Regions from separate parts of the Homo sapiens genome. Here region 2 is linked to region 1. A link is an interaction called in ENCODE POLR2A ChIA-PET data of the cell type or tissue named here. Cell type or tissue: K562. All regions are shown on one strand. Each heading gives the region's core, and the rest is flanking DNA. Links, peaks and the distances in the headings are about the cores only.

Region 1 (14,515 bases), core at 5,410-7,909:
GGTTTACTTCAGGCCCCAAAGCCCTAGCTGGAGAGAGAGCCCGGCTGGGAAGGTCAGAGGTCGGAGACCGACAAAGCAGGAGAGGAGCCCCAGCTGGCTGGGTTTGCCCCCACCTCCAGCACCAAGGATGGGGAACCGAGGGGAGCCATGAGCTCGGCTCTGCACCCCATCCACCCCACCTTCCTGCAGCAACCTGAAGCCAGGGGATGTGGAGCGCCGGCTCAGCGTGGAGGTGTGGGACTGGGACCGGACCTCCCGCAACGACTTCATGGGGGCCATGTCCTTTGGCGTCTCGGAGCTGCTCAAGGCGCCCGTGGATGGCTGGTGAGGAGCAGGGCTGGGGCCTGGGGATGGAGCGCAATATTACCATCTCCATCTGTGTGTGGTCTCTCTCCTCCAGGCCACTGTCCTTCCCTCTGCCTCCCAGCATGCGCACACACACACACACACACACACACACACGCACACACACGCACACACCCCTCTCTCTCTATTCTTCTCTTCTTCTCCCCTCCCTTTCTCCCTCTCCCTCTCTTTTTATCTCACTCTTTCTCTCTTCCATCTCTGTGTCCGTCTCTCTGTGTCTCTTTCCTCCCTTCCAATGTCTTTGCCTCTCCCATGGGTGCCCCATCCCCGCTGCCCGCCTCTGGTCTCCGTCTGTATGTCAGGTACAAGTTACTGAACCAGGAGGAGGGCGAGTATTACAATGTGCCGGTGGCCGATGCTGACAACTGCAGCCTCCTCCAGAAGTTTGAGGTACCCAGACCCTGGCTTCCTCAAGGGAGCCCAGCCCAGCCTCCCACGGTTCAGAGCTGGCCTTTCCTTCCACCCCTGAGTGCCCGCTGGTCCTGGGACTACAGTTCCCAGAAGACCCTAGGACTCCCTCCTCTGCTCTTCTAGGGGACTCGAGCCCCAGGGTCTGATGGGAATTATAGTTCCTATCTATCGCCATGGCTTGAGGGTACTAGGGGCCACCAGCCCCTGTTCTAGGGCGATCCCCTGCATCTCTTGGGACCCTGACTCTCTCTTTCTTTTCTCCCAGGCTTGTAACTACCCCCTGGAATTGTATGAGGTGAGTAGAACCAGGGCGTTGAATGGAGGCAGTTTTTGCCTACTTCTCTGATTTCTTATTCCTCCTCTGACTTCTGTCTTCAATTCCCCACACATGAGTTGAGCACACATTTGTGCTAGGCCTGTCTTGTGCTTGCTGAATAATCCAGGATCCAGAGATGAATCTGACCCTCAAGCAACTCTCCAAGGTAGGGACACAGTCACAGATACTTAAAATACAGGAAGATGTGCTAAATTAGAGGTAGCCCAGGGCACTGAAGAGGCCTAACGGAGGCACTAATCCAGCCTGGGGGAGGGTGGTCAGGGAGGACTTCCCTGAGGAGGTGACGCCTGAATTGATTCTTGAGGTTTTTTAAAATTTTTTAATTTATTTTTATTTTTATTTTTATTTTTATTTCTGTCGCCCAGGCTGGAGTGCAATGGCACAATCTCGCCTCACTGCAACCTCCAGCTCCCGGGTTCAAGCAATTCTCTTGCCTCAGCCTCCTGAGTAGCTGGGATTACAGGTGACCGCCACCACACCCAGCTAATTTTTTTTTTATTTTTAGTAGAGATGGGATTTCGCCATGTTGGCCAGGCTGATCTCAAACTCCCAAACTCAGGTGATCCGCCTGCCTTGGCCTCCCAAAGTGCTGGGATTACAGGCATGAGCCACTGCGCCCGACCGATTCTTGAGTTTTTTATTTTTTTTTTGAGACGGAGTCTCGCTGTGACGCCCAGGCTGGAGTGCAGTGGTGCGATCTCGGCTCACTGCAAGCTCCGCCTCCTGGGTTCACGCCATTCTCCTGCATCAGCCTCCTGAGTAGCTGGGACTACAGGCGCCCACCACCATGCCCGGCTAATTTTTTGTATTTTTAGTAGAGATGGGGTTTCACCGTGTTAGCCAGGATGGTCTCGATCTCCTGACCTGGTGATCCACCCGCCTCAGCCTCCCAAAGTGCTGGGATTACAGGCGTGAGCCACCACACCCAGCCGATTCTTGAGTTTTAAAAAATCTATCAAGCATGATCATCTTAATCTCTCCATTCATTCATTCACTCACTGAATATCCTTCTTTTTCTTTCTTTCTTTCTTTCTTTTTTTTTTTGAGACAGAATCTCCTTTTGTCACCCAGGTTGGAGTGCAGTGATGCAGTCTCAGCTCACTGCAACCTCTGCCTCCCAGATTCAAGTGATTCTCCTGCCTCAGCCTCCTGAGTAGTTGGGATTACAGGAGCGCACCACCACACCTGGCTAATTTTTGTATTTTTAGTAGAGATGGGGTTTCGACATGTTGGCCAGGCTGGTCTCGAACTCCTGACCTCAAGTGATCCACCCGCCTTGGCCTCCCAAAGCGCTGAGATTAGAGGCGTGAGCGACCACGCCCAGACGAATACCCATTTTCTAGGGTGTCATAAGCCAGGCCCTGTTCTGGGAATAGAATCAGGCCATTCCCTGGTGGAGCTCTTCTTCTAGTGGAGGACAAAGTTACAAACCCAGACATTCACAACGAGGAGCAATGCTGCTGTAATGGAGACAGCCTCAGGCACTGGGGCGTCCCTGGCACAGCCTGAGTCAGAGAAAGCTTCCTAGAGAGGTGAGACCTGGTAGAAGGGCGGGATTTCCCAAAGGAGAGACCAGATTTTCAGGCAGGAGGAAGTAATGCTCTCTCCCTCATTTACCCTTTCAAAAAATACTTTACAGAGCATCTTTGTGTGCCAGGCGTGGCTCTACTCACTGGGGATATAGAGAAAGCAGGGAAAGAACAAACAAACAAACAAAAAAGTTCCTTTCCTTATGGGATTTACACCGGGAGGAAGACATTAAACAAAATATATAAGCATATGATAGACTGGGCACGATGCCTCATGTCTGTGATCCTAGTAAGGCGGGCGGATCACCTGAGGTCAGGAGTTTGAGACCAGCCTGGCCAGCGTGGCAAAACCCCATCTCTACTAAAAAATACAAAAATCAGCTGGGCATGGTGGAGGCGCCTGTAATCCCAGCTACTCGGAAGGCTGAGGCAGGAGAATTGCTGGATTCCGGGAAGTAGAGGCTGCAGTGAGCCCAGATCGCTCCACTGCACTCCAGCCTGGATGACAGAGGGAGACTCTGTCTCAAAAAAAAAAAAAAAAAAAAAGAAGACAAGAATCTTCAAGATTCAACAACAGCAACAACATGTTATAGTCTTTACTGGACTCTTACAGAAACTTTCACCAGAGTTTTTAATGTTGTGTGTGGGGGTTCACCTGCATCAGAATTCCTAGAGTGCTTGCTTTTAAAAGCACATTCCCCAGCCTTTCTGCAGACCTACTCAGTGACGATCTCTCTGATGCCTCAAATGTCTGCCTACTAAATTAATTCCTCAGGTGATCCTTTTGCAAAGTTAAGTTTGAGAATGGGCTCTGCGGCCGGGCGCAGTGGCTCACGCCTGTCATCCCAGCACTTTGGGAGGCCAAGGCGGGTGGATCACGAGGTCAGGAGATCGAGACCATCCTGGCTAACACGGTGAATCCCCGTCTCTACTAAAAATACAAAAAAATTAGCTGGGCGTGGTGGTGGGTGCCTGTAGTCCCAGGTACTCAGGAGGCTGAGGCAGGAGAATGGCATGAACCTGGGAGGTGGAGCTTGCAATGAGCCGAGATCGTGCCACTGCACTACAGCCTGGGTGACAGAGCGAGACTCTATCTCAGAAAAAAAAAAAAAAGAGAGAATGGGCTCTGCAGGAGACAAGGGTACCAGCGGGAGGACATTCTGAGCCAAAGAGGTAGAGTCTTTTGAGATCAGCAGGGATGATCCTCCCGTACAAACCCAAGAAACCCAGCAGGGCAGATGGTGGGCAAAGGCCTAGAGGCAGGGAGTGTAGGGTGGTGTGTGTGCCTGTTGTGGCTCACAGCACTCTCCCACAGTTCAGCAGGCACCACTTAATATTACCAATGAACACCAACTCTGTGCCAAGCCTTGAGCTAGGTACGGGGCTAACAACACAGCAAACAGAAACAGCCCTGATTATTATTATTATTATTATTATTATTATTATTATTATTATTATTATGTATTTATCTATTTGAGACACAGTCTCGCTCTGTCGCCCAGGCTGGAATGCAGTGGAGCGATCTCAGCTCACTGCAACCTCTGCCTCCCGGGTTCAAGCGATTCTCCTGCCTTGGCCTCCCAAGTAGCTGGGACTACAGGCATGTGCCACCATGTCCTACTAATTTTTATATTGCTAGTAGAGATGGGGCTTCGCCATGTTGGCCAGGCTGGTCTTGAACTCCTGACCTCAGGTGATCTGCCCACCTCGGCCTCCCAAAGTGCTGGGATTACAGGCATGAGCCACCGCACCCAGCCCTCAACAAATATTTATGTAGCCTCAATGAGGTAGGCAGTGTTACTGTGTCTTAGCGAACAAAGCAGACCCCTGCCTTAGGGAGCTCACAGGCAGAAAGCAGATAGTCACACAGATAGATGTAAATTACTAAGAATAAAAGTGCCAGGAAGGTGCTGTCCATGGTGACCAAGGGGTGGTAAGAGAGGCATCTGACCCAGTTTAAAAAGTCAGGCGAGGCCTCTATGAAGTGATGCTTGAGTCAAGGTCTAAAGGGTGTTTGGGAGACAACTAGGAGGGAAGGGGAGGGGAGAGCTTTACAGGAAGACCTAACGGCACATCCAGAGGCCCTGAGGTGGGAGGGAGGACAATGAGTGTCAGGCCAGGGTGGCTGGACCATGGAGCCTGGGAGAGAGAAGAACAACCTGCAGTGTCAGTCTCAGCCTGGCTCTGCAAGTCATGTGGAATAAAATCTTAACACAGAGGGAGCAGTTAAAGGGTTTACAAGCATAGGGGAGACATGACCTGGTTTATTTATTTTTAAATTGGCTCCTGTGCCTGCTGAGTAGAGAATGCATTAGAAAGGGCAGCCGTCCATGTAGAGGGACAAGTGTGGAAGCTGTGACAGCAGCTTAGTCTTGGGCCCCCTCCCTGGGGGGCCGAGGCAGGAAAAGGTAGAGAAGGGACCCTAGCTGAAAGCCAGGTGTGCTCCCTGGACTGGCAGCACCCATGTCACCCAGAAGCTTTTTACACATAACGATTCTCAGGTCCCACCCCAGATTTATAGAGTTAGAAAATCTGGCAGTGGGACCCAGCAATCTGTTTTACCAAACCCTCTAGGGAATTCCGGCTTAGAGGCTAAGAGCAACCAGATTCTAGAGCTGGACTGCTTGGGTTTCATTTCTGGCTCTGTCCTTTACCTGCTGTGTGACTTGGGGCAAGTTACTTAACGTCTCTGTGCTAGTCTCCTCTTCTGTAAAATGGAAACGATAGCAGGGTTTTCTGGAAACAGCATATGATAAGCTATCTAAAAAAAAAAAAGAAGAAAAAAAGAGCTAAGTGTTTGTTGAATAATAAATAAACCCTCCAGGCTATGGGGAGTCAGAGAAAATTAAGCCAAGGACAGGGTAGGAGGGTGGCCATTTTCCTCTGTCTAGCGATTCTCATCCTTTCCTTTCTTGGGTGCTGTGTCTCTTGGGAGCATTTCCTTATCGCTGTGTAAGGTCTAACTGCCTCTGGCTCTTTCTTTCTCCTTTCCACAGCGGGTGCGGATGGGCCCCTCTTCCTCTCCCATCCCCTCCCCTTCCCCTAGTCCCACCGACCCCAAGCGCTGCTTCTTCGGGGCGAGTCCAGGACGCCTGCACATCTCCGACTTCAGCTTCCTCATGGTTCTAGGAAAAGGCAGTTTTGGGAAGGTTGGATTCCTGGGGTTCTGGGGGAAAGGGAGGATGTCTGTGGGAAGGTCAGATTTCTGGTTCTTAGGGAGGAAGTGGGGGTGGGAAGAGACTGGGCTCCTGCATCTTCAAATATGGTTAGGTTGGGCCGTTCAGGTTCCTGGAGAGGAGAGGTTTACAGATGTGGACACTCTCCTTGAGGGGACGGGCGGCAAGTCAGGGCTGTCAGTCCCTTAAGAGATGGAGGAAGGGCCTGGGATCCCGTTTCCCTGCGTCCCTTAGGGAGGGGGCAGGTCCTGTACCACTGGGTTCCCAACATGGACTGGCCCTTTTGGAACTGTGCGCATAGGTGATGCTGGCCGAGCGCAGGGGCTCTGATGAGCTCTACGCCATCAAGATCTTGAAAAAGGACGTGATCGTCCAGGACGACGATGTGGACTGCACGCTGGTGGAGAAACGTGTGCTGGCGCTGGGGGGCCGGGGTCCTGGCGGCCGGCCCCACTTCCTCACCCAGCTCCACTCCACCTTCCAGACCCCGGTAAGGATGGAGGGGGCGGAGGCTGTCCTCCGGGCCCTGCCTTATCCAGTTCTGGACATCTGCGTTGGGATTCTGAGTTTAGGGCGAGGCAAGAGAACTTTGTGCTCTCTGAGTGGGCGAGGCCAGGCGGATTGTCTCCTCAGGGGGCGTGGCCGGGGGGGGGTCCTTGGGGGGCGTGGCCAGGCGAAGGGACTCATCGGGGGGCGTGGCCAGGCGGAGGGGCTCAACGGAGGCGAGGCCGGGTGGAGGGGCTCCTCGGGGGCGTGGCCAGGTGGAGGGACTCATCGGGGGCGTGGCCAGGCAGAGGGGCTCTTCGCGGGGCGTGGTCAGGCGGATGAAATCTTTGGGGGGGTGGTTTAGAGGGGCGGGCTTTGTCAGGCGATGGGATCATTAATAGGCGTGGCCAGGCAGATTGGCTCCTTGGGGGCGAGGCCAGGCAGACGAGATTATGAATGAGCGTATCCAGGCAGGTAGATTCTTCGGAGGGCGTGGTCGGGCGGATGAGCTCCTCGGGGGCGTGGCCAGGCGGTGAGTTCCTCGGTGGCATGGCCTGGCCAGGTGAATGGGTCCTGCGGAGGTGTCGTGAAGCGGTTGAGTTCCTTGGGGGCGTGGCCAGGTGGATGGGCTCTTGGGGGGAGTGGCCAGATGCCTGTTTCCCTGGGGAGCTTGGTCTTGAGTGGCTGTAGCCAGTGCTCTGGAATTTTCAGCAAAGGGGCACAGTGGAGGAGGGTGCCTTCCTAGTGGGCCTGCCCAGAATTGGGCTCCGAGTGACGGGGTCATCACTTTTGGATTCTGACTGAAGGACACATCAGAAACAGGACATTATTTCCTTAGGATTGCGACTTAGGGGCAGAGAGTCAGAACCTGCAAGATTTTAAGAGGGCGTGACTTTACTTCCAGGGGCTCCGAATGAGAGTGGCCAGCCACCTGGATTAAAATATATGTATGAGCAACTTTGATTCCTTTTTTTTTTTTTGAGAAGGAGTTAGCTCTTGTCCCCCAGGCTGGAGTGCAATGGCGCGATCTCGGCTCACTGCAACCTCCGCCTCCCGGGTTTAAGCAATTCTCCCGTCTCAGCCTCCTGAGTAGCTGGGATTACAGGCTCCCGCCACCACACTCAGCTGATTTTTGTATTTTTAGTAGAGACCGGGTTTCGCCACGTTGGCCAGGCTGGTCTGGAACTCCTGACCTCAGGTGATCCACCCGCTTCGGCCTCCCAAAGTGCTGGGATTACAGGCGTGAGCCACCACGCCCAGCTGCAACTTTGATTCTTAGTAGGAAGCCAGAATTGCATCTGTGTGTGAGTGGCTGTGGAAAGAGATTTTGGTGTTCCCGGATTTCGAGCGAATGGTGGGCTTCAGTCTTCAATTCTGAGAAGGCGGGGCCAGAACACGTGGTCTGATAGTTGGCGGTGGTCTGGCGGGTGGAGATTCTGAGGTAGCAGGATTAGCACCTTAGGGCCCTCCCAGGGATGTGGCTAGGTGCTCTGAATTTCTGGTTGGGTGCATCTGGAACCTTCCACGTCTGTCCTGAGTGATCAGGAAAGAAATTCTCCTACTCTGGGTAGATGGATCCCGCCTCTAAGCCCATGCACTTCTCCGCAGGACCGCCTGTATTTCGTGATGGAGTACGTCACCGGGGGAGACTTGATGTACCACATTCAACAGCTGGGCAAGTTTAAGGAGCCCCATGCAGCGTGAGTCTCGGCCAACAGAGAATGGTCGGGGTGGTGGAAGGGGGCAGGATCCAGCCACTGACCTTCTGACGTCCCCACCCACCCCGTCCTCCAGGTTCTACGCGGCAGAAATCGCTATCGGCCTCTTCTTCCTTCACAATCAGGGCATCATCTACAGGTGAGCAGCCCCAGGAATTTCCGTGGAGGAAATCACGCCCCTGGAAGGGAAGGGATTTGAATATGTGGCTCTAGACTGCTGAACTCAACACTTCTTGCAATTCCTGCCCCACACCCCTGCATCGTCCAGGGACCTGAAGCTGGACAATGTGATGCTGGATGCTGAGGGACACATCAAGATCACTGACTTTGGCATGTGTAAGGAGAACGTCTTCCCCGGGACGACAACCCGCACCTTCTGCGGGACCCCGGACTACATAGCCCCGGAGGTAACCCCAACCCTGCTGCTCTGGTCACGCTTTGAGATCCCTTAGAGGGTGTAGCTGATGGTCCAGTATTCACCACGGGTGAGGCCTGACCCTCAGACCTTGTCATGAGTTGTGGCCTTCTTACACAGCCAGTCGTTCCTCCAGCCTCCAGCACAGGTGAGCTTGGCACTGAGCCTGCCAGGTGGGCCCAGCTGGGTCTCTAAATAGGTAAGGTGGGCAGCACCTGTGGGTGAATGTTCCAGGAGAGTGGGACCAGCTCGTAGGAATTCCAAGTAGGACCTGACCCTGGATCCTTCTGAGAAGGGGCAGACGATTTCTAGTGTACTCTGAGTGGGTGTGGCCTGTCCCCTGCCAACACTGAACATGTCCGGACTATCTTCTGAATACTTTAAACTGGGCAGGGCTCTCCCTGGAGTATTCAGTTGGATGGAAGCTTATTTCCTGTGTTGTACGTGTTTCTCTGATGTAAGTGTACTGGACTTCTGTGCTGCATTTTTCAAGAGGGCAGGATCAGCTGGGCGCGGTGGCTCACACCTGTAATCCCAGCACTTTGGGAGGCTGAGGCAGGTGGATCACTTGAGGTCAGGAGTTTGAGACCAGCCTGGCCAACATGGTGAAACCTCATCTCTAACAAAATTACACAAATTAGCCGGGCGTGGTGGCATGCGCCTGTAATCCCAGCTATTCGGGAGGCTGAGGCAGGAGAATCGCTTGAACCGGGGAGGCGGAGGTTGCAGTGAGCTGAGATCACACCACTGCACTCCAGCCTGGGTGACAGAGCATAACTTCATAACTTCATCTCAAAAAAAAAAAAAAAAAAAAGCCGGGTGCAGTGGCTCACACCTGTAATTCCAGCACTTGGGAGGCTGAGGCGGGCGGATCACAAGGTCAGGAGTTTGAGACCAGCCTGACTAACATGGTGAAACTCCATCTCTACTAAAAATACAAAAATTAGCCAGGCGTGGTGGCGGGTGCCTGTAGTCCCAGCTACTTGGGAGGCTGAGGCAGGAGAATTACTTGAACCCGGGAGGTGGAGGTTGCAGTGAGCTGAGATCGCGCCACTGCACTCCAGTCTGGGCAACAGAGTGAGACCCTGTCTCAAAAAAAAAAAAAAAAAGAAAAAGAAAAAGGGCAGGGTGAGATCCCTAAGGTTCTGGGAGAGCAGATGCTGTCCTATGAGTATTTTAAGTGGGTGGGGTATTACCCGACTTTGTTAAAGGGGTGGGGCTGATGTTCTGAATGTACGTATAGATGGATAAAGCACATGCCTGTAGTCCCAGCTACTTGGGAGGATGTGCCTGACTCGTGCCCAAATAATCAATGTCAGTGATCACAAAACCTGGCTGGTAATCAGAATCATCTGTAGAAAATTTGAAAACTGAGGCCAGACATGGTGGCTCATGCCTGTAATCCCAGCACTTTGGGAAGCTGAGGCAGGCAGATCACTTGAGGTCAGGAATTCAAGACCAGCCTAGCCAACATGGTGAAACCCCGTCTCTACTAAAAATACAAAAATTAGCTGGACATGGTGATGTGTGCCTGTCAACCCAGCTACTCAGGAGGCTGAGGCAGGAGAATCACTTGAACCCAGGAGGTGGAGGTTGCAGTGAGCCAAGATTGCACCACTGCACTGCATCCTGGGCTACAGAGTGAGACTCCATCTCAAAAAAGAAAAAAGATAAGAAAATTTGAAAACTACACACATATTCCTGACTCTGACACAAATATTCTAGGTGGGTGGAACCAGTGACTTGGCCGTTAGGTAGTCTTTCTATTTGAGGCCAAATGAATGTTTGAAGTAGGTATGCTTTGTTTCCAGAATATTCCAAAAGTTAGATCGCTGGCCAAAATATTCAGAGTGGAGGCTGGGCGTGGTGGCTCACTCCTATAATCCCAGCACTTTGGGAGGCGGAGGCAGGCCAATTGCTTGAGTCCGGGAGTTTGAGACCAGCCTGGGCAACATAGTGAGGACCTATCTTCACTAAAAGTGCAAAAATTAGCCAGGTGTGGTGGTGCACACCTGTAGCCCACCTACTTGGGAGGCTGAGGTAGAAGAATTACCTGAGCCTGGGAAGTTGAGGCTGAGTGAGCCGTGATCACACTACTGTGCTCCAGCCTGGGCAACAGAGTGAGACCCTGTCAAAAAAAAAAAAAAAAAAAAAAAAAACGAAACAAAAAATCACCTGATGAAATAAATATTCAGAGTGGGAAGAGCTTGTGCTGAAAGCACTTAACGTGGGTAGCGCTCCCAGGGGGTGAGGCCAGAGGGGTCCTAGGCTTCCTAAAGAACGCATCATGATTCCCTGCCTTCCACCTCCCCTAGATCATTGCCTACCAGCCCTATGGGAAGTCTGTCGATTGGTGGTCCTTTGGAGTTCTGCTGTATGAGATGTTGGCAGGACAGGTAAGGGAAGGTGGGGAGAAGCTGGCTTGGCTAAAAGAGACAGAGAGGGGCACCTGGATCTCAGGAGGAGCCAGTTAGAAAGGAGCCCAGAAGGTTGTGCTCGAATAGCGCTGTCCATGGTTCTGAAGTGTTGTCTTAATGTAGACCAGGTGTTTTGTTTTGTTTTGTTTTGTTTGTTCTGTTACCATGGATTCTTTCTCCCTAGATGGTAAAGTAGCAGTCTGGTTAAGCCTATGGATCCCTTCTCAGAAGAATGTTTTTCAATGCACAAAATAGAATAATACATACGCAGAAAACCAAGGTTCAAATCCTCACTTTGCCACTTACTGGCTGTGTCAGCTTAGACAATTACATACATTCTAAATCAGCTTGATTGGATTCCTGGACTGCTGAGTGTACTACAACTAAAAAAATTGGTTACCACACTCTTGATCATCTTCTTAGCTGGCTATGGTAGTGGGCACCTATAGTCCCAGCTACTGGGGAGGCTGAGGCAGGAGGGTCACATGAGCCCAAGAACTCAAGGTTACACTGAACTATGAGTATGCCACTGTGTTCCAGCACAGGCGACAGAGCAAGACCCCATCTCAAAAGAACAAACAAACAAAAGAAATCAATCATTTTGAAAGATAGTCACCAAAACTTTTAAAATTTAATTGAATCTAACAACCAACTAAATTCAATGTATACAGTTGTCTAAATATTTAAAATTGGAAAATGGACATATGTGCAATTTCTTATTAATTCATTAAGTAGTAAGTTCTAATGGTAGTAAAGTAAAAAGGAGCTCTAACAGTAATTTTGATGTAGCAATGACTAATAATTTGGAATATCTGCAACTCTCATGTGATGAGAAAATACCTGTGATTACTATTGATAATGAAGCCACAAGCACTGCTGCTGCCTGCATTCATAACTGAAGGGAATGCTAAATTTTAGTTAGAAGTTAAAAAAAAATTTGGCCGGACATGGTGGCTCACGCCTGTAATCCAAGCACTTTGGGAGGCCGAAGTGGGCAGATCACTTGAGGTCAGGAGTTTGAGACCAGCCTGGCCAATATGATGAAACCCCATCTCTAAATCTTTGCCTTGGTATCATTTTTTGTAACCTCAGAAGACTGTGAACTACTCATCCAACCAGGAGAATGCTTTTAGGGTGTTTCCTGCAGTTTTTCCTCTCTTCTATTTAACTGACATGTTGCATAATTAACAGCCTGCTGATTTACATAGCAGATAAAGAGAGGCAGAATAGTACAGAGATGCACAGATCTGAGGCATCCGAGATAGGAAATGAGAGAACCTGAGAAGGAGAGAGATCAAGCTTTGGTGGTTTGGTCTGATCTCTCCTGAGGGTGTGGTCAGGTGTGCATGTGGGGCGTGTGATGGGTCAGGCATGTTCCCGGTGGGGTGAGGAGGGTGTGGAAGGTTTGGGGAAAGGCAGTTGGGCATGTCCCTGACTCTCTATCCCCTCCACTTTGATAGCCTCCCTTCGATGGGGAGGACGAGGAGGAGCTGTTTCAGGCCATCATGGAACAAACTGTCACCTACCCCAAGTCGCTTTCCCGGGAAGCCGTGGCCATCTGCAAGGGGGTGAGAGCCCCCTGACTCCCAGCTTCTCCAGGCTCACAACCACACACCCCATTGCTGTCTCTGTGCCTATTAGAAAAATGCTCCCATTCCTGAAGTCACTTTACTTCCATCTGTTGGAAAAGTTGATATGATGCATAGGTTTTGTTAGAACAATGATTTCCAGCCCTGTTGCCACGAGGCCTGGAGATGGCCTCTGTCTCATCCTTCTCTGTGACTCCCACTCCCCAGCTCCCTGCTTGCAGGAAGTGCTGAAAGTCCAGGGTGTCTGTCTGTCTAGAACTGGGTGGGTCAGGTAAACCCAACTTCTGCAGCTTTTCTTCCTGTGTGAACTTGGGTGAGTCACCAAAACTTTGTGAGCTTAACTCTCTTCAGGGGTTATGGAGTTGACACAGAAGAAAGCACCTGGCCCATAGCAGATTTTCAGCCCATGTCAGCACCTTCTGCGTCTAGCTGCTCTCTCTGCATCTCCCTGACAGTCTCTCTGGTTTCTGTCTCATGCCTCCCCTCCATCTGCATACGATGGGGCTCTCTGTGTTTCTTCCTTTTCTCTGTGTCTCCTTCTGCATCTCTGTCTACACTTTTGGGCCTTTGTCCAACCCCCCTACCCCCCATCTCTGTCCCCTCCTGTGTCCACTCTCATACACACACGCTACATCTCACCCTCCTCTCCTGCTGGCTTTCTGTCCTCCCTTTTCTCTGGGTCTCTGTCCCCATATTTGGTCTTTATTCCTCCCTCTGGGTGTGTGTTTCCTGGGTCTCTATCCTTCTCTCTTTCTGAATCTCTGTCCCCCTGGGTCTCCTCTGTCTCCTCCCTTCTCTGAGTTTCTGCCTTCTTACCTGGGGTCTCTGTACCACCCTCTGAATTTCTATTTCCCCTTTTCTCTGGGTCTGCAACCTCTCTTCCCCCATTCCCTCCCTCTTCCCCTTCATCTCCTCTACCCTTCCCTCCCTCCCCCTACCGACCTCCCTCTGTCCTTCACTCTCCCCTTCCCTCCCTCCCCCTACCCTTCCCTCTCCCCGTCCCTCTCTCCCCTTCCCTCTCTCCCCCTACCCCTTTTCCCTCTCCTCTTCTCCATCTCCCTCATGATTTGTTCTGTTTCTCTGTGTGTCCCTGGGTCTCTGGGTATGAATTTCATCTGCTATCATTTTCATGTATCCTCTCCTTCTTCCTGTCTCTCTCTCTCTCTCTCTCACTCACTCTCACCCTCTGTCTCTCTCTCTCTCTGTCCCTCTTCCTCTCTCTCTCCTCTCTGTCTCTCTCTGTCTCGCTCTCTGTCTGTCTCCCTCCTCCTCCTCCTCCCTCCTCCTCCTCCTCCTCCTCCTCCTCCTCCTCCTCCTCCTCCTTCTTCTTCTTCTTCTTCTTCTTCTTCTTCTTCTTTTCTTCTCTCTCTCTCTCCTTTCTTTTCCCTTCCTCCCTCCATTTGCCTGTTTCCCCTGGCTGTTCTTATCTCTCCGGATCTCATGCCTGTGTCTCTTGGTTCCTCCATCTGCCTGTCTCTGTCCCTCTTTCTCTGGGTCTACCTGTCCGGCACTCTGTCTGTTTGTCTGTCTGTCTCTCTCTGTGTTTCCCACAGTTCCTGACCAAGCACCCAGGGAAGCGCCTGGGCTCAGGGCCTGATGGGGAACCTACCATCCGTGCACATGGCTTTTTCCGCTGGATTGACTGGGAGCGGCTGGAACGATTGGAGATCCCGCCTCCTTTCAGACCCCGCCCGGTCAGTCACCCTCCAGGCAACAAAAACCTGGTCCCTGAAGGGGTGGGGTTCCCCTGGGCCTCAATATACCTGTATGTGGGGGTGGGGTTCCCTCTGCAGAGCCCCCCGCCCCCAACAAAAGGAGGTGCAGACACCATGAAGCATGAATAGAGATTCTGCAGGAGACAGGAGATGAGACTGGGGTACACAGAGGGACACCCGAGGAGCCCTCGGAGCTGCTTAACTTTCCCTCCCCCACGTCTCCCACAGTGTGGCCGCAGCGGCGAGAACTTTGACAAGTTCTTCACGCGGGCGGCGCCAGCGCTGACCCCTCCAGACCGCCTAGTCCTGGCCAGCATCGACCAGGCCGATTTCCAGGGCTTCACCTACGTGAACCC
Region 2 (16,129 bases), core at 7,225-9,724, 190 kb after region 1:
GCCTTGGACTGCTCCCTTCAGATTTATTCTACATAAGGGAGAAATCAATTGGTATTAGTTTTAAGTCATCATTATTTAGTTCTCTTTTGGGTTTAGGTTATCAATTACTGTGTTAACAAACCACCCCAAAACTGAGTAACTTAGAGTAACAATCTTGTTTTTTTTTTTTTTTAATCATTCCTGATCTGGTGAGATGACTGGGCTCAGTTGAGCGGTTCTTCGGTTCAATGTGATGTCTTCCTGGGCTTCAGTCATCAGGGTGGCTCAACTGAGCTGGAATCTCCAAGATGGCACTTGCAAATGGCTGGCTGTTGATGCTGGATGTTGGTTGAAAGCTCGGCTAGGACTGTTGAATGATGTACCTGCACATGGCCTCTCCATTTGATTCAGACTTCTTGGAGGATAGCATCTGGGTTTCAAGAGGGGATGTCACAAGAGAGCTTTCTAAAATAGAGAAGGCGGCTGGGCATGGTGGCTCACGTCTGTAATCCCAGCACTTTGGGAGGCCGAGGTGGGTGGATCACCTGAGGTCAGGAGTTCAACATCAGCCTGGCCAACATGGTAAAACCCCGTCTCTACTAAAAACAAAATTAAAAAAAATTAGCCGGGTGTGTTTGTGCACACCTGTAATCCCAGCTACTCAGGAGGCCGAGGCAGGAGAATTGCTTGAACCTGGGAGGCGGAAGTTGCAGTGAGCCGAGATCACACCACTGCACTCCAGCCTGGGCAACAGAATGAGACTCTGTCTCAAATAAATAAATAAATAAATAAAATAAAGAAGGCAAAAGTTGTTTGTCCCTTTAAAGACTAAGCCTGGAACTGACACAGTTTCTCTTCTTCTACAGTCTTAAGGAAAGGCCAGATTCAAGGGGAGGGAAAATAAACTCTACCTCTCTATAGGGACAGTGACAAAGAATTGGAGGCCATCTTTAGTCTGTCATGTGTTATGGTCAATGGAAATAGATATATATATATTTACTGAGTGCCTGAGTCCCACCGAGAGATTTTAATTATTTTTTTATTTTTGTTTTTTTAAGATGGAATTTTGCTCTTGTTGCCCAGGCTGAAGTGCAATGGCATGATCTCAGCTCACTGCAACCTCTGCCTCCCGGGTTCAAGCGATTCTCCTGCCTCAGCCTCCCAAGTAGCTCGGATTACAGGCAAGTGCCACCACACCCAGTTAATTTTGTATTTTTTAGTAGAGATGGGATTTCTCCATGTTGGTCAGGCTGGTCTTGAACTCTTGACCTCAGGTGATCTGCCCACCTTGGCCTCCCAAAGTGCTGGGATTACAGGTGTGAGCCACCGTGCCCAGTCGAGATTTTAATTTTTATAATGGGTATAGGATGAGGCCTGGGTGTCTCATTCTGTGTTTTAAATGTTCCTGGGAAATTCTAATGTGCAGTCAAGTTTGAGAACCACTGGGTTGGAACACATAACCTCCTTCCCATCTCAGACCCTGAAACATCCTGAAAACTCCTGTATCTGGAGTTTTTCCCCCATTTTTGCTTGGCTAACTTTGACTCTTCCCTCAGAAACCAGCTTCAGAATCTTTTCTTTAGCAAAGACTTCCCTGCAAGTTCTTTAACAGCACTTATCTCAGCTGTGACAAAATCATCAATGGTGTAATTGTGTCTTTTTAATGTCTTTTCCCCTATTCTTCATAATCGTCAAAGTAAAGGATAGCTCTTCTCTCAGTCAGAACTATTAATAGATGCTGTAATGGAAATGAAACAAGACTCTCAGACTCTTGTTAAAGTAAGAAGTCTAGCAGAGTCTCAGGCTTTAATTTTTTTTTTCCGATCATAAATGTGGGAGAAAGATCATTTAACCTGCTGCTAAGGTTTGAATATTTGTTCCCTTGAAAACTCATGTTGAACCAGCCTGGGCAACATAGGGAGACCCTGTCTCTACAAATAATTTAAAAATTAGCCAGGTGAGGTGGCACATGCCTGTGATCCCAGCTACTCAGGAGGCTGAAGTGGGAGGATCACCTGAGCCCAGAAAGCTGAGGATGCAGTGAACCGTGATTGCACCACTGCACTCCAGCCTGTGCAACACAGTGAGACCCTGTCTCAAAAAATAAATAGGTAAATAAGCTGAGTGTGGTGGCTCACACCTGTAATCTCAGCACTTTAGGAAGCCAAGGTGGGCAGATCACATGAGGTCAGGAGTTTGAGACTAGCTGGCCAACATGATGAAACCCTGTCTCTACTAAAAATACAAAAATTACCCGGGCATGGTGGCACGTGCCTGTAATACCAGCTACTCAGGAGGCTGAGGCAGGAGAATCACTTGAACCTGGGAGGTGGAGGTTATAATGAGCTGAGATCATGCCACTGCTGTCCAGCCTGGGTGACATAGCAAGACATTGTCTCAAAAAATACATAAATAAATAATAAATAAACTTATGGTGAAACTGAATCCCTAATGTGGCCGTATTGATAGGTCGGGCATTTAAGAGGTGATTGGGTCATGAGGACTCTTTTCTCATGAATGAACTAATCCATTCATGGATTAATGATTAATGGATTAGTGAGTTAATGGATTAATGGGTTACCCTGGGAGTGAGACTGGTGGCTTTATCAGAAGAGGAAGAGAGACTTAAGTAGCACGCTCAGCTCTTTTGCCCTGTGATGCCCTGTGCCACCTCGGAACCCTCCAGAGAGTCCCCAACAGCAAGAAGGTCCTCACCAGATGCAGCCCCTCCACCTTGGACTTTCCAACCTCCATTAACTACAGGAAATAAATTCCTTTTCTTTATAAGTTATCTGGTTTCAAGTGTTCTGTTCTAAGCAACAGAATACAGACTAAGACACAGACACCAATGCATAGCTTCTGATTTAACAGAATTGTTTTTACAAGCATTTATTCTGCTTGGAAATTCAGATGTCAATCATAAGATTGTTACCAGGGCAACAAAATATTAAGTAAGACCACCAAATGGCACCAAGGTTTCTCCTTCAAAATAATGATTGCAATACTGGCAATAATTTCTAATGTCTTTGGACTCCTACAAGATTATTTTGTGCAAATTACACTTCAAAGCACAGATTTATGGAACCACAGAATGGAACACTGGCTGCTGTAATAAATATCCATAGATCTCCATACTACATAAGACTATAAAACACATTTAGAGCCTTTTTAATATTCTCAGTTTATTAACTTATCAATCCACATTCCGTTTTTTTGTTTGTTTGTTTTGTTTTGTTTTTTTACTTTAAGTTCTAGGGTACATGTGCATAATGTACAGGTTTGATACATGTGCCATGTTGGTTTGCTCCACCCATCAAGTTATCATTTACATTAGGTATTTCTCCTAATGCTATCCCTCCCCCAGCCCCCCACCCCACTCTGTTTTTTTTTTTGTTTTTTTTTTTTTAAGACAGGGTCTCACTGTGTCACCCAGGTTGGAGTGCAGTGGTGTGATCTCGACTCACTGCAACCTCTGCCTCTCGGGTTCAAGTGATTCTCTTGCCCCAGCCCTCCCAAGTACAAGGAATTACAGGGTTGTGCCACCACGCTGGGCTAATTTTTGTACTTTTAGTAGAGACAGTGTTTTGCCATGTTGGCCAGGGCTGGTCTCGAACTTCTGGGCCCAAGTGATCCGCCTGCCTCGACCTCCCAAAGTTCTGGGATTACAGGTGTGAACCACCATGCCTCGCCTAAACTACATTCTTGAATTAGTTTTATGGCACAGAATATCTTTTTCTCCTCTCTCAATGCCCTCTCTCTCTCTAGCTCCCTCTCCTCCCCTACAGCTGCAAAGAAGAGATCTTCTTAATCCATTTCTTAAACTTCTTTTGATCAATTATAAAGAATTTTTTTTTTAGATGGAGTCTCACTCTGTCACCCAGGATGGAGTACAATGGCACAATCTCAGCTCACTGCAACCTCTGCCTCCCGGGTTCAAGTGATTCTCCTGCCTCAGCCTCCCAAGTAGCTGGGACTACAGGCATGTGCCACTATGCCCAGCTACTTTTTTTTTTTTTTTTTTTGTATTTTTAGTAGAGACGGGGTTTCACCATGTTAGCCAGGATGGTCTTGATCTCCTGACCTCATGATCCGCCCACCTCAGCCTTCCAAAGTGCTGGGACTACAGGCGTGTGCCACTACACCCGGCTACTTTTTTTTTTGTGTGTGTGTGTGTTTAGTAGAGATGGAGTTTCACCATGTTAGCCAAGATGGTCTCGATCTCCTGACCTTGTGATCCGCCCGCCTCAGCCTCCCAAAGTGCTGGGATTACAGGTGTAAGCCACTGTGCCCGGCCAATTATAAATATTTTTTAAGGCTAAACTCTGGAATTTTGCTAGTTAGCCTTAAAAGCACAAAGCAGGCCTATAAAGTTCAATTTTACTGGTAGAAAGCAAGAAATGGATGAATAGGATGTTCGCTGACAACCATGCAATTGAAACCTCCTTTGCAAAAATTACGAGAGTGAGCAAAGGATGGCAGTGAAGGAGATCGGATCTGGCCAGCCCCTACCTTGCCTTTGGCCCTCAAACTGCCTGTAGTTATTCCTGGGTTTAGGCTAATCTGACTTGTCTCTTTGGGAGACATTTATTTTATTTTCTTTTATATTTCCTTGAGACGGAGTCTCGCTCTGTAGCCCGGGCTGGAGTGCAGTGGTGAGATCTCGGTTCACCGCAACCTCTGCATCCTAGTTCAAGGGATTCTCCTGCCTCAGCCTCCAGAGTAGCTGGAATTACAGGTGCCTGCCACCATGCCCGACTAATTTTTGTATTTTTAGTAGAGACGGGGTTTCACCATGTTGGCCAGGCTGGTCTGAAACTCCTGACCTCAAGTGATCCGCCCGCCTTGGCCTCCCAAAGTGCTGGGATTAGAGGAAAGAAGGAAAGGAAGGAAAAGAAAGGAAAAGAGAGGAGAGGAGAGGGGAGGGGAGGGGAAGGGAGAGAAAGGAAAGGAAAGGGAGAGAAAGGGAAGAGAGAAAGAAAGAAGAAAAGAGAGAAAGAAAGAAAGAAAGAAAAGAAAAAGAAAGAAAGAAAAAGAAAGAAAGAAGAAAAAAGAAAAGAGAAAAGGAAGGAGGGAGGGAGGGAGGCAAGGAAGGAAGGAAGCAAGAAAGAGAGAAAGAGAAAAGAGGCTCCTTATAAACAACAAAAGACACCCTTCTCACCAAGGGTTTTTGGAAATTCCAGAGTGATGGGGTGAGAAGGGTGTCTTTGGAACCAAAGCTGAAGACCAAGTACATATTTCTTACTATATCACGGTATCACGGGAGGTAAAACGGAGGTGTCCTTGAAGCAGCTCCTCCCCAGCCCCCAATCCTCTTGTGTGCCCGGAGGATCAGAAGAGGTCCCGCCGAGACTCAGCTTAGCTGTGGTTCAAGCCTCTGATTGCGTGGATAAGTACCAGGTTTCCAGAGTGCCAGGGCGGGGCTGCCCCTTGCGGTGGCATTAACTTTCCATGGCTATTTAAAATCAGCAGAGGACACACGATCTTCAGATGGGTCCTGTTTTACTTCCATATTTTCTCCTAGAGAGAAGAAAAATCATTAAACTTTTTTTTGTTTGTTTTTTGTTTTTTTGTTTTATTCGTTGTTTTTCTTTTTTTTGGGACGGAGTCTCGCTCTGTGGCCCAGGCTGGAGTGCAATGGCGTGTATCAGCTCACTGCAACCTCTGCCTCCAGGGTTCAAGTGATTCTCCTGCCTCAGCCTCCCGAGTAGCTGGGATTACAGCTTTGTATTTTTAGTAGAGTCGGGGTTTCACTATATTGGCCAGGGTGGTCTCCAACTCCTGACCTCAGGTGATCTGCCTGCCTTGGCCTCCCAAAGTGCTGGGATTACAGGCGTGAACCACCGCACCTGGCCTACTGTATTTTTTTTTTTTTTGAATAGAGAAGGGAGTCTCAAACTCTTGGCCTCAAGCCATCCTCCTGCCTCAGCTTCCCAAAATGCTGGGATTACGAGTGAGCCACTGCACCTATCCCACCCCCTCCCACCCTCATTTTTAGAAGGGCACAGGCTAGAGACCATATTTCCATCAGTCACTTTTGCGGCTAGACCTGGCCATGAGACTAAGTTCTAGCCAATGGGATGCGATAGGAAGATATATGCTCAAATTCTAGGTCCTGCTCTTAAAAAATAATTGTGTGGGCCGGGCGCAGTGGCTCACGCCTGTAATTCCAGTACTTTGGGAGGCTGAGGCAGGCGGATCACGAGGTCAGGAAATCGAGACCATCCTGGATAACACGGTGAAACCCCGTCTCTACTAAAAATACAAAAAAAATTAGCCGGGTGTGGTGGTGGACGCCTGTAGTCCCAGCTACTCGGGAGGCTGAGGCAGGAGAATGGCGTGAACCCGGGAGGCGGAGCTTGCAGTGAGCCGAGATCGCGCCACTGCACTCCAGCCTGGGCGACAGAGCAAGACTCCAACTCGGAAAAAAAAAATAATAATAATTGTGTGAGCCCTTTTCTCTCTGTCCTCTCCACTTTCTTGGGGCTCAGAACCAGAAATTAAAGCTACATGTTGATAAAAGCAAAACCATCCCACCTTAACAAGTAAATCGTTGAGATTGCCCAGTGATTTACTGTTAAGTGAGAGAGAGGTACATTTATATCTAGTTTTTTTCCGGTGGTGAAGGAGATTCTTTTTTTCTCTCTCTCTCTCTTTTTTATGAGATGGAGCTTGGCTCTTGTTGCCCAGGCTGGAGTGCAATGGCACGACCTCGGCTCAGTGAAACCTCCGCCTCCCGGGTTCAAGTGATTCTCCTGCCTCAGCCTCCCGAGTAGCTGGGATTACAGGCATGCACCACCACACCAGGCTAATTTTTTGTATTTAGTAGAGACAGGGTTTCACCATGTTAATCAGGCTGCTCTCGAACTCCTGACCTCAGGTGATCCACCTGCCTTGGCCTCCCAAAGTGCTAGGATTACAGGTGTGCGCCACTGCACCTGGCCGGGAGATTCTTTTTTACAACAGCTTAAAGTGCTCTGTAACCAATACACTATGCAGTGATTTGGTTAATACTTTGTGAGTTCCATGAGTGCAGGGTTTACGTCTGCTATTGCTCCCCACTGGACCGCCGGACTCTAGCACAATGCCATGCACGGTAGACATTGAATACATGAGTGATACGAGGATGAATGAGACTAGGGGAAATCAGTGGAAGCCCTAGGCCTGGCGCAGTGACTCACTCCTGGAATCCCAGCACTTTGGGAGGCCAAGGAAGGAGGATGGCTTGAGGCCAGGCATTCAAGACCAGCCTGGACAACATGGTGAGACCCCATAGCTATAAAAAGTAAACAATTAGCCGGGCGCGGTGGCTCACGCCTGTAATTCCAGCACTTTGGGAGGCCGAGGCGGGTGGATCACGAGGTCAATAGATCGAGACCATCCTGGCCAACATGGTGAAACCCCATCTCTACTAAAAATACAAAAGTTAGCTGGGCGTGGTGGTGGCACACGCCTGTAATCCCAGCTACTCGGGAGGCCGAGGCAGGAGAATCGCTTGAACCCAGGAGGCGGAGGTTGCAGTGAGCCGAGATCGCGTCATTGCACTACAGCCTGGCAACAGAGCGAGACTCCATCTCAAAAAAAAATAATAATAATAATAGTAATAATAAATTGGCCAGGCGTGGTGATGGCAGTGTTGTCATTGCTTTAAGAGGCAGGAACAGGGGGAAAAGACCCAGCAGTCTAACCACACAGACAAGTCCCAAGTTAAGCACTTCTGTGTGACTTGGGGGCTGTTGATAAAGATCAGAAATAACCTATGTGGATCACCCAGCAAAATGACCAGTATGAAAAGATGTTCAGTGGTAGAAAATGAAATAAGCATTGTGACTACAACTCACTCAATAAGCATTCATTGAACACTGGTCACTGGTAAACTGCTATGAAGAAATCTCAGCTGGGTGCAGTGGCTCACGCTTGTAATCCCAGCACTTTAAAGGGAGACCAAGGTGGGCAGATGGATCACTTTAGGTCAAGCGTTCGAGAACAGCCTGGCCAACATGGTGAAACCCCATCTCTACTAAAAACACAAAATTAGCCGGGCATGGTGGCAGGTGCCTGTAATCCCAGCTACTTGGGAGGCTGAGGCAGGAGAATCGTTTGAACCCGGGAGGTGGAGATTGTAGTGAGCTGAGATCACAACACTGCACTCCAACCTGGGAAACAGAGCAAGACTCCATCTCAAAAAGAAAAAAAATCTCAAGCTTATTGGATAGATAAATGCACAGGTAGATAGATGGATATTGAATGAATAAATAGTTCAGTGGATTAAAAACTGGTTAATGAAGAAATGGATGGGTAAATGGATGGAAATATGAATGAATGCATGATGGATAAGGACAAATGAAATAGACAAATGTACAAATGAAAGCAAAGGAAAAAGAGATGCTCAATAGAAATGAATAAGGATGAGAATCAATGCTAGACATGAATGAGTGAATGGTGAATGAAGGAGTGATTGAATGGATGAATACATGGAGTTAAGTTGAAGTACAAACTCGGCCAAGACTTCTTTTTCTCTGCTTTGGGTGGAAATACATTTTAAAAAAAAGAGGGCCGGGCACGGTGGCTCATGCCTGTAATCCCAGCACTTTGGGAGGCTGAGGCGGGCGGATCACCTGAGTTTGGGAGTTCGAGGCCAGCCTGACCTACACAGAGAAACCCTGTTTCTACTCAAAATACAAAATTAGCCAGGTGTGGTGGCTCACACCTGTAATCCCAGCTACTCGGGAGGCTGAGGCAGGAGAATCACTTGAACCTGGGAGGCGGAGGTTGTGGTGAGCCGAGATGGCGCCATTGCACTCCAGCCTGGGCAACAAGAGCGAAAGTCCACCTCAAAAAAAATAAAATAAAATAAAATAAAATAAAAAAAGAGGGAAAAAGGAAAAAAAAAGACTCCCTGATGTGCCACTGACTTCCTGTACATGTTTAGGTAAACTTAATATCACCTCTCTTTCCACCATTTTCCCATTTATAAAGTGGGAAGACTGGATTTGATGACATCACAGCCTCATCCAGGTCTGGTGCCTTCCTTATAACCTGCGTCTCTTCTTTATTCTTTTTTTTTTTTTTTTTTTTTTGAGACGGAGTTTTGCTCTGTCACCCAGGCTGGAGTGTGCAGTGATGCAATCTCGGCTCACTACAACCTCCGCCTCCTGGGTTCAAGCAATTCTCCTGCCTCAGCCTCCCGAGTAGCTGGGATTACAGGCGCCCGCCACCATGCCCGGCTAATTTTTGTATTTTTAGTAGAGACGGGGTTTTACCATGTTGTCCAGGCTGGTCTCGAACTTCTGACTTCGTGATCCACCTGCCTCAGCCTCCCAAAGTGCTAGGATCACAGGTGTGAGCCAGCACCCCCGGCTTATTCCTTTTTTAAAATTGTTATTATTTCCCACAGCCACATATGCCGGGGAGGTTGTCCCACATATGTTCTACCAAGGCCCCTCTGGCACTGAGATCAAACCCCGGAAGACCCGCTCAGTCTCTCCTCCCGTCTTTTCAACACGTTAGCGCCCCCAGGTGGCTAATTAGACTTCAAAATTCAGTTCTTGAGGCGGGCGGATCACTTGAGGTCAGGAGTTCAAGACCAGTCTGGTCAACATGGTGAAACCCCGTCTCTACTAAAAATACAAACATTAGCCGGACATGGTGGTACGCACCTGTAATCCCAGCTATTCGGGAGGCCGAGGCAGGTGGATCACTTGAGGTCAGGAGTTCGAGACCACCCTGGCCAATTTGGCAAAACTCCATCTCTACTAAAAATACAAAAATTAGCTGGGCGTGATGGCGCACACCTGTAATCCCAGCTACTCAGGAGACTGAGGCACGAGAATCACTTGAACCCGGGAGGCGGATGTTGCAGTGAACCGAGATCACGCCACTGCACTCCAGCCTGGGTGGAGTGAGATCTTCTCTCAAAAAAAAGAAAGAAAGAAAGAAAGAAAAAGTCGTGCTTGATTATGCTTGATGGCAAAAAGGTGAGACCTTCCTTTCGGCACTGAGTCTGGTAGAAATCGGTGTTACAGGGTAGCTAACATTTATTGAACACTTACTACGGGCCAGTTACTGCTTTAAATGTTTTATGTGTATTACCCACTGACTCCTACAACAATCCTATGAAGTGGGTTTTATCAGTGCATCCATTTTACCGTCAAGGCAAGAGAGAGTTGGGGAAGGGCGCTTTCTGAATGCTGCTACCGTGTCCAGAGTTGGTTCCTTCCTGTGGGTTTGTGGTCTCGCTGACTTTAAGAATGGAGCCAGGGACCTTCGTGGTGAGTGTTACAGCGCTTAAAGATGGCACGGACCTAAAGAGTTAGCAGCAGCAAGATTTATTGTGTAGAGCAAGAGAACAAAGCTCCCACAACGTGGAAGCAGACTCTGGTGGGGTGCCGCGCTCGCCAGCTTTTATTCCCTTATTGTCCCCGCCCGTGTCCTGCTGATTGGTCCATTTTACAGAGCGCTGATTGGTCCATCTTACAGAGTGCTGATTGGTCCATTTTACAATCCTCTTGTAAGACAGAAAAGTTCTCCAGGTCCCCATTCAACCCAGGAAGTCCAGCTGGCTTCACGTCTCACTACTACCTTTCTGTAGCTGCTACTACTACAGTGAGTAGACGGCAGTGCTGGGATTCGAACCCTCTGTCTTCTGGCTTGGAAGTCTTAACCACTAATCGCGTCTTCCTTTCAGCTACTCCTTGGGAAAGGCCTGGAAAGAAGCTACAGCACAGGGCACAGCGGGGTCTAAGGACCGTTCCGCGGAGCTCAGCCAGCAGGACTGTGGGGCTGCAGGAAAGGACAGTCCAGCCCAGGGTCCCAGCTTCTCCGCCACTCAGGTTGGAAGTCTCGGGCTGCAGTGCTCCTGGGGCTCAGGGGCGGATACCAGCAGGAGCGCGGTTCTGACTGCGCCAGTCAAAAGTGACCAGCGCGCCCAGGGAGATGAGGACCAGCCCGGCCAGCCCCAGGCGGACTAGGTTCCCCCGGGTGTAGTCGGAGGAGCCAGAGTCTGCGGGCGGAGCCGGGAGAGAGGGGCCATCAGCTCCCGGACCCCAAAGTCTGGGCCCTGAACTCCAGGTTTCCAGCCCCTGGGGTGGACTTAGGGACCTGACTCTACAGTCTCAAAGTTGAGGGGGAGTCGATGGAGGCTTCAACTCCTGGGTCCAGGAAGAAGGGGCTGGGGCCTGGACTGCTGGATCAGGAAGGAGGGGCTGGGGGCCTGGAGTCCTGGGTCCAGGAAGGAGGGGCTGGGGGCCTGGAGTCCTGGGTCTGAGGGAGGAGGTACTGGGGCCCGGGAATCCTGGGTCTGAGGGAGGAGGAGCTGGAGGACTAGACTCCTGGATCTGAGGGAGGAGGGGCTGGGTCCCAGGAATCCTGGGTCTGAGGGAGGAGGGGCTGCAGGACTAGACCCCTGGGTCTGAAGGAGGAGAGGCTGGGGGCCTGGGCTCCTGGGTCTGAGGGCGGAGGTCCTGGGGCCTGCATTCCTGGGGCGGAGGAGGCGGGCCGGGCCTCAGGGCCCTCACCTTCCCAGCTGATGACCAGCACCTCGCTGCGCTGCGACAGCACGTAGGGCGCGGAGGGCGTGTGATAGTAGCAGCTGTAGGTGCCGGGGGCGCGGGCGCCCAGCAGCGTGAAGTCGGCCCAGGGCTGCGCGGAGTGGCGGTACTGCAGCGGGGCCGCCACGCCCTCGCGGTACAGCACGAAGCTCATGTTCCGCAGGCGGCCCGCGCAGCGCAGGCTCACGTTGGCGCCAGGACCCACCACCGGCCCGGGCAGCGCCACCAGCGACGGCCGCGGCAGCTCCTCTGCAGAGACGGGGTGAGAGTCCGGGGCCGCGTGAGCGTCTTCCGCTCGCTCGCTCGCTCTGTTTCTCCTTCTCCTCTGTCTCTCGCTTTCTCTGTGCCTCTCTCTCTCTTTCTGCCTCTCTTTCTCTCTGCCTGTCTCTCTCTCTGTCTGCCTCTCTCTCTGCCTCCCTCTCTCTCTGCCTCCCTCTCTCTGCCTCCCTCTCTCTCTGCCTCCCTCTCTCTCTGCCTCCCTCTCTCTCTGCCTCCCTCTCTCTCTGCCTCCCTCTCTCTCTGCCTCCCTCTCTCTCTGCCTGCCTCTCTCTCTGCCTGCCTCTCTCTCTGCCTCCCTCTCTCTGCCTCCCTCTCTCTCTGCCTCCCTCTCTCTCTGCCTCCCTCTCTCTCTGCCTCCCTCTCTCTCTGCCTCCCTCTCTCTCTGCCTGCCTCTCTCTCTGCCTCCCTCTCTCTCTGCCTCCCTCTCTCTCTGCCTCCCTCTCTCTCTGCCTCCCTTTCTCCTTCTGCCTCTTTCTCTCTCTCTCCCCCCGCACTGTACCTCTCTCTCTCTCTGCTCCCCTGTCTCTCTCTCTCCCCCTAGTGTCTCTGTATCTGTCTTTTCTTGTGTCTGTGAATCTGTTTGCCCGCCTCGCTCTGTCTCTCTTTCCCTATATCTCTCTGTCCCTCCCCCAACTCCCTTGTTCCACCCACTTCTCCTCCCCGACCCCAGGACCTCACCTGTCACCAGCAGCTCCAGGACATCGCTGGGCTGGGACCAGACACCCGGCCCCCAGTCTGGCCTTCGGTAGCAGCAGCGGTAACTTCCCCCTTGGGCTGGAGTCACCTCCTCCAGAAAGAATTCTGCCAGCTCGGAGGACACATCCCGGAAGAGAAGGGGAGCGATCTCTCCAGGCTTGAAAAGTCCAAATCTCCAAGCGGGTTGGGGTGCCCGGCATCTCAAGGTCACGTTGACCCCAGGGGTCACAACTGTAGCCGGCTGAGCTCCCAGCCATGGCTTAGGGTGGTATGAAGCTGGGGGGACTGAATAAACGGGGCTGCCTGGGTCCTCGGGCCTCCTGGGAGCCCCAGAAGATGAAAGGGAAGTTGGGGAAGGAGGAAAATCACCTTGGACAATTACTGCCCCTTTCTTAGCCTCAGTTTCCTGTTTGTAAAATCAGGGAGAGACTGGACTACAATCAAGCCTTGTTAAAACCAGGTGCAAATCAGAGGGGCAGGACAGAAACTTCTGAGCTTTACTCCACAGTTTGTAAACACAGTTTCAAAAGGTCAGGTCCCAGAACTCTGTAATTTTATTATTATTATTATTTTTAAGTAATGAGATGGGAGGGGGCGGTCTCCCTATGTTGAGCAGGTTGGTCTTAAACTACTGGCCTCAAGCAATCCTCCCACCTCGGCCTCCCAAAGTGCTAAGTTTACAAGCTTGTGCCACCACACCCAGACTTTTTTTTTTTTTTTTTTTTTTTTTTTTGAGGCAGGGTCTTGCTCTGTTGCTCAGGCAGGAGTGCAGTGGCATGTTCTCAACTCACTGCAGCCTCAATCTCTTGGGCTCAAACAGTCCTCCACCTCAGCCTCCTGAGTACCTGGGACCACAGGCACATGCCACTACACCAGGCTAATTTTTTTTTTTTTAATTTTTAGTAGAGACGAGCATTCGCTATATTGCCCAGGCTACTCTTGAACTCTTGGGCTCAAGCAATCCTCCCACCTCGGCCTCCCAAAGTGCTGGGATTACAGGTGTGAGCCACCACGCCCAGCCAGAACTCTAATTTTAAATAGCTTTCCAGAATATTTGCAATATAGTATTTCAAGAGTTGCCAAAACTTGCTATTTGGAAAAGAAAAATGTTGGATCCCTACCTCATACCATTTCCCAAAACAACTTCCAGATTAATTAAAGACCCTGTGTTTCTTTTTTTTTAAACTATAAAAGTATTCAAAAAACTATAGGAAAATATATTTGTCTTGGGGTAAGGAAGGCTTCTTAAAATATAAAATAAAAAGTTGTATGGAAGATTAATTAATTTGACCACTTCAAATTTCTTAAGTTGTGTATGCTAAAAGACAAAACTAGAGGACAAATGATAGTACTGGCAGATATCACTTATTCACAAATCACACAAATTAAGAGTACAGGAAGGCTGTTGGGTCCGGTGGCTCACAGCTGTAATCCCAGCACTTTGGGAGGCCAAGGTGGGTGCATCACCTGAGGTCAGGAGTTCAAGACCAGCCTGACCAACATGGTAAAATCCCATCTCTACTAAAAACAGAAAAATTAGCCAGGCGTGGTAGTGCTAGCTTGTAGTTCCAGCTGTTTGGGATGCTGAGTAGGAGAATTACTTGAACCCTAGAGTCGGAGGCTGCAGTTAGCTGAGATCATGCCACTGCACTCCAGCCTGGGCAACAGAGTGAGAACTCCATGGTGGCATGCACTTTGGGAGGCTGAGGCTGGAGGATTGTCTGAGCCCAGGAATTCAAAGCTGCAGTGAGCTATGATAGAGCCACCGTACTCCAGCCCGGGTGACACAATGAGACCCCATCTCTAAAAATGAATAAAAATAAGGGTCGGGTGAGGGGGCTCATGTTTGTAATCCCAACACTTTGGGAGGCTGAGGCAGAGGGATCACCTGAGGTCAGGAGTTCCAGACCAGCCTGACCAACATGGGGAAACCCTGTCTCTACTAAAAATACAAAAATTATCCGGGCATTGTGGTGTGTGCCTGTAGTCCCAGCTACTCAGGAGGCTGAGGCAGGAGAATCCCTTGAACCCAGGAGGTGGTTGCAGTGAGCCGAGATTGCACCACTGCACTCCGGCCTGGGCGACAGAGAGAAACTGGTCTCAAAATAAATAAATAAATAAATAAAATAAATAGGTAGAGATAGCTATAGCGACACTGAAATATCTCCAAAAGAGTTTTTTTTGTTTGTTTGTTTGTTTTTGAAGTGGAGTCTTGCACTGTCACCCAGGCTGGAGTGCAGTGGCGCGATCTCAGCTTACTGCAACCTCTGCCTCCTGGGTTCAAGCGATTCTCTTGCCTCAGCCTCCTGAGTAGCTGGGATTACAGGTGCGTCCCACCACACCCGGCTAATTTTTTTTTTTTTTTTTTTTTTTTAGTAGAGACGGGGTTTCACCACATTAGCCAGGATGATCTCGATCTGACCTTGTGATCCGCCCGCCTCTGCCTCCCAAAGTGCTGGGATTACAGACGTTGGCCATTGCGCCCAGCCCAAGATCCTATTTCTTAAGCCCTGTACTGTGCCAGGCTCAGGGTTTTGCACATGTGATTTGATGAGATCTCACAGCGGCCCATTTTACAGAGAAGGAAATGGAGTCTTAGCAAGCTGTGACTTGTTCTAGGTCATATGGTCACATATAAATGAATACGATGGTGAAACTGAGGTCCTAGCTTAGGCCTCTGCCTCAGAAGTTCCTGGTCTTCAGTACTCACCTATAATGGCCACTAAGGGGAATGAGAAAAGAAGGAAGGAATGGAGGGAGGGAGGAAAATAAGGATATCTGGGATGGGATTGGGCACCAAAATAAAATCTGAGTAATTGGAAAAGGGGTGTCAGCAACAAAAGGAGAGTGGATGGGGTGGCTACTCACCAGACGGAGTGATGTCTGTGTGACACAGAGGCCCTGTAGGAGGTTGAGGGACTAGTTTCTTTTTCCTTTTTTTTTTTTTGTCTGAGGCAGAGTCTCACTCTGTCGCCCAGGCTGGAGTGTAGTGGTGTGATCTCAGCTCACTGCAACCTCTGCCTCCCAGGTTCAAGTGATTCTCCTGCCTCAGCCTCCGTAGTAGCTGGGACTACAAGTGCCCGCCACCACACCAGGCTAATCTTTGTATTTTTAGTAGAGAGGGGTTTCGCCATGTTGGTCAGGCTGGTCTTGAACTCCTGTCCTCAGGTGATCCACCCGCCTCGGCCTCCCAAAGTGCTGGGCCTCGGCTCCCACAGGCATGAGCCGCTGCGCCCAACAGCGAGTTCTTTTCAAAACCCTTTGTGGCCAGCCCCATCTCATTGGTAACCCAGGAATCTGAGTTCCCAGCTCCTATCTCCTCTGGGAAATGAGAATCTTATCCCTCCCTCCTCCTGTCTCAGTAGGCAGAAATTTGGACATCCATTGCCCACCTACCGAAGAAGTCTGAACGCAGACCCCTCTGGCCTGGGCAACCAAGAGTTCAGGCCCTTGAACTCCACCTTTCCAGGGAACAATGATCGTAGAGTTTCTCCTCTCACGAGTTCAGGAATCTGGGTCCCCATTTCCCTCTTCTCTCAGGAGCTAAGAGCCCTGTTCCCAGCCCCCTTTTCCCAGGGAATCAGGAGTCCTGGCTTCCATCCCCCTCCCATATAAGAATCTGGGAGTCC

The links. Peaks named below come from ENCODE experiments on the same cell type or tissue, not always from the same donor. Only the 100,000 strongest peaks of a DNase experiment are listed, where the experiment ranks them.
Region 2: POLR2A ChIA-PET joins it to region 1 with 6 read pairs; 3 of 35 experiments call an interaction of 5 or more read pairs at or near these places.

What each region holds. Positions count from the first base shown.
Region 1 is chr19:53,892,320-53,906,834 of GRCh38, forward strand. It overlaps PRKCG (protein kinase C gamma), which reads left to right. Exons shown (of 18, transcript NM_002739.5): 7 at 190-324; 8 at 669-756; 9 at 1,043-1,072; 10 at 5,640-5,792; 11 at 6,121-6,309; 12 at 7,914-8,005; 13 at 8,100-8,162; 14 at 8,292-8,430; 15 at 10,754-10,834; 16 at 12,316-12,423; 17 at 13,998-14,138; 18 at 14,388-14,515. Among named protein-coding and RNA genes, the nearest start is that of CACNG7, 9.7 kb to the right of the region's middle. RefSeq lists enhancers at 268-807, 6,456-6,750, 6,458-7,389. In K562, for the core only: no CTCF peak of the experiment used is centred there; a DNase peak (open chromatin) is centred at 6,492; H3K4me3 peaks cover 495 bases; H3K27me3 peaks cover 193 bases.
Region 2 is chr19:54,084,380-54,100,508 of GRCh38, forward strand. It overlaps OSCAR (osteoclast associated Ig-like receptor), which reads right to left. Exons shown (of 5, transcript NM_133169.6): 2 at 15,369-15,401; 3 at 12,483-12,785; 4 at 11,493-11,774; 5 at 10,289-10,978. The coding sequence ends at 10,842. Among named protein-coding and RNA genes, the nearest start is that of OSCAR, 8.4 kb to the right of the region's middle. In K562, for the core only: no CTCF peak of the experiment used is centred there; no DNase peak of the experiment used is centred there.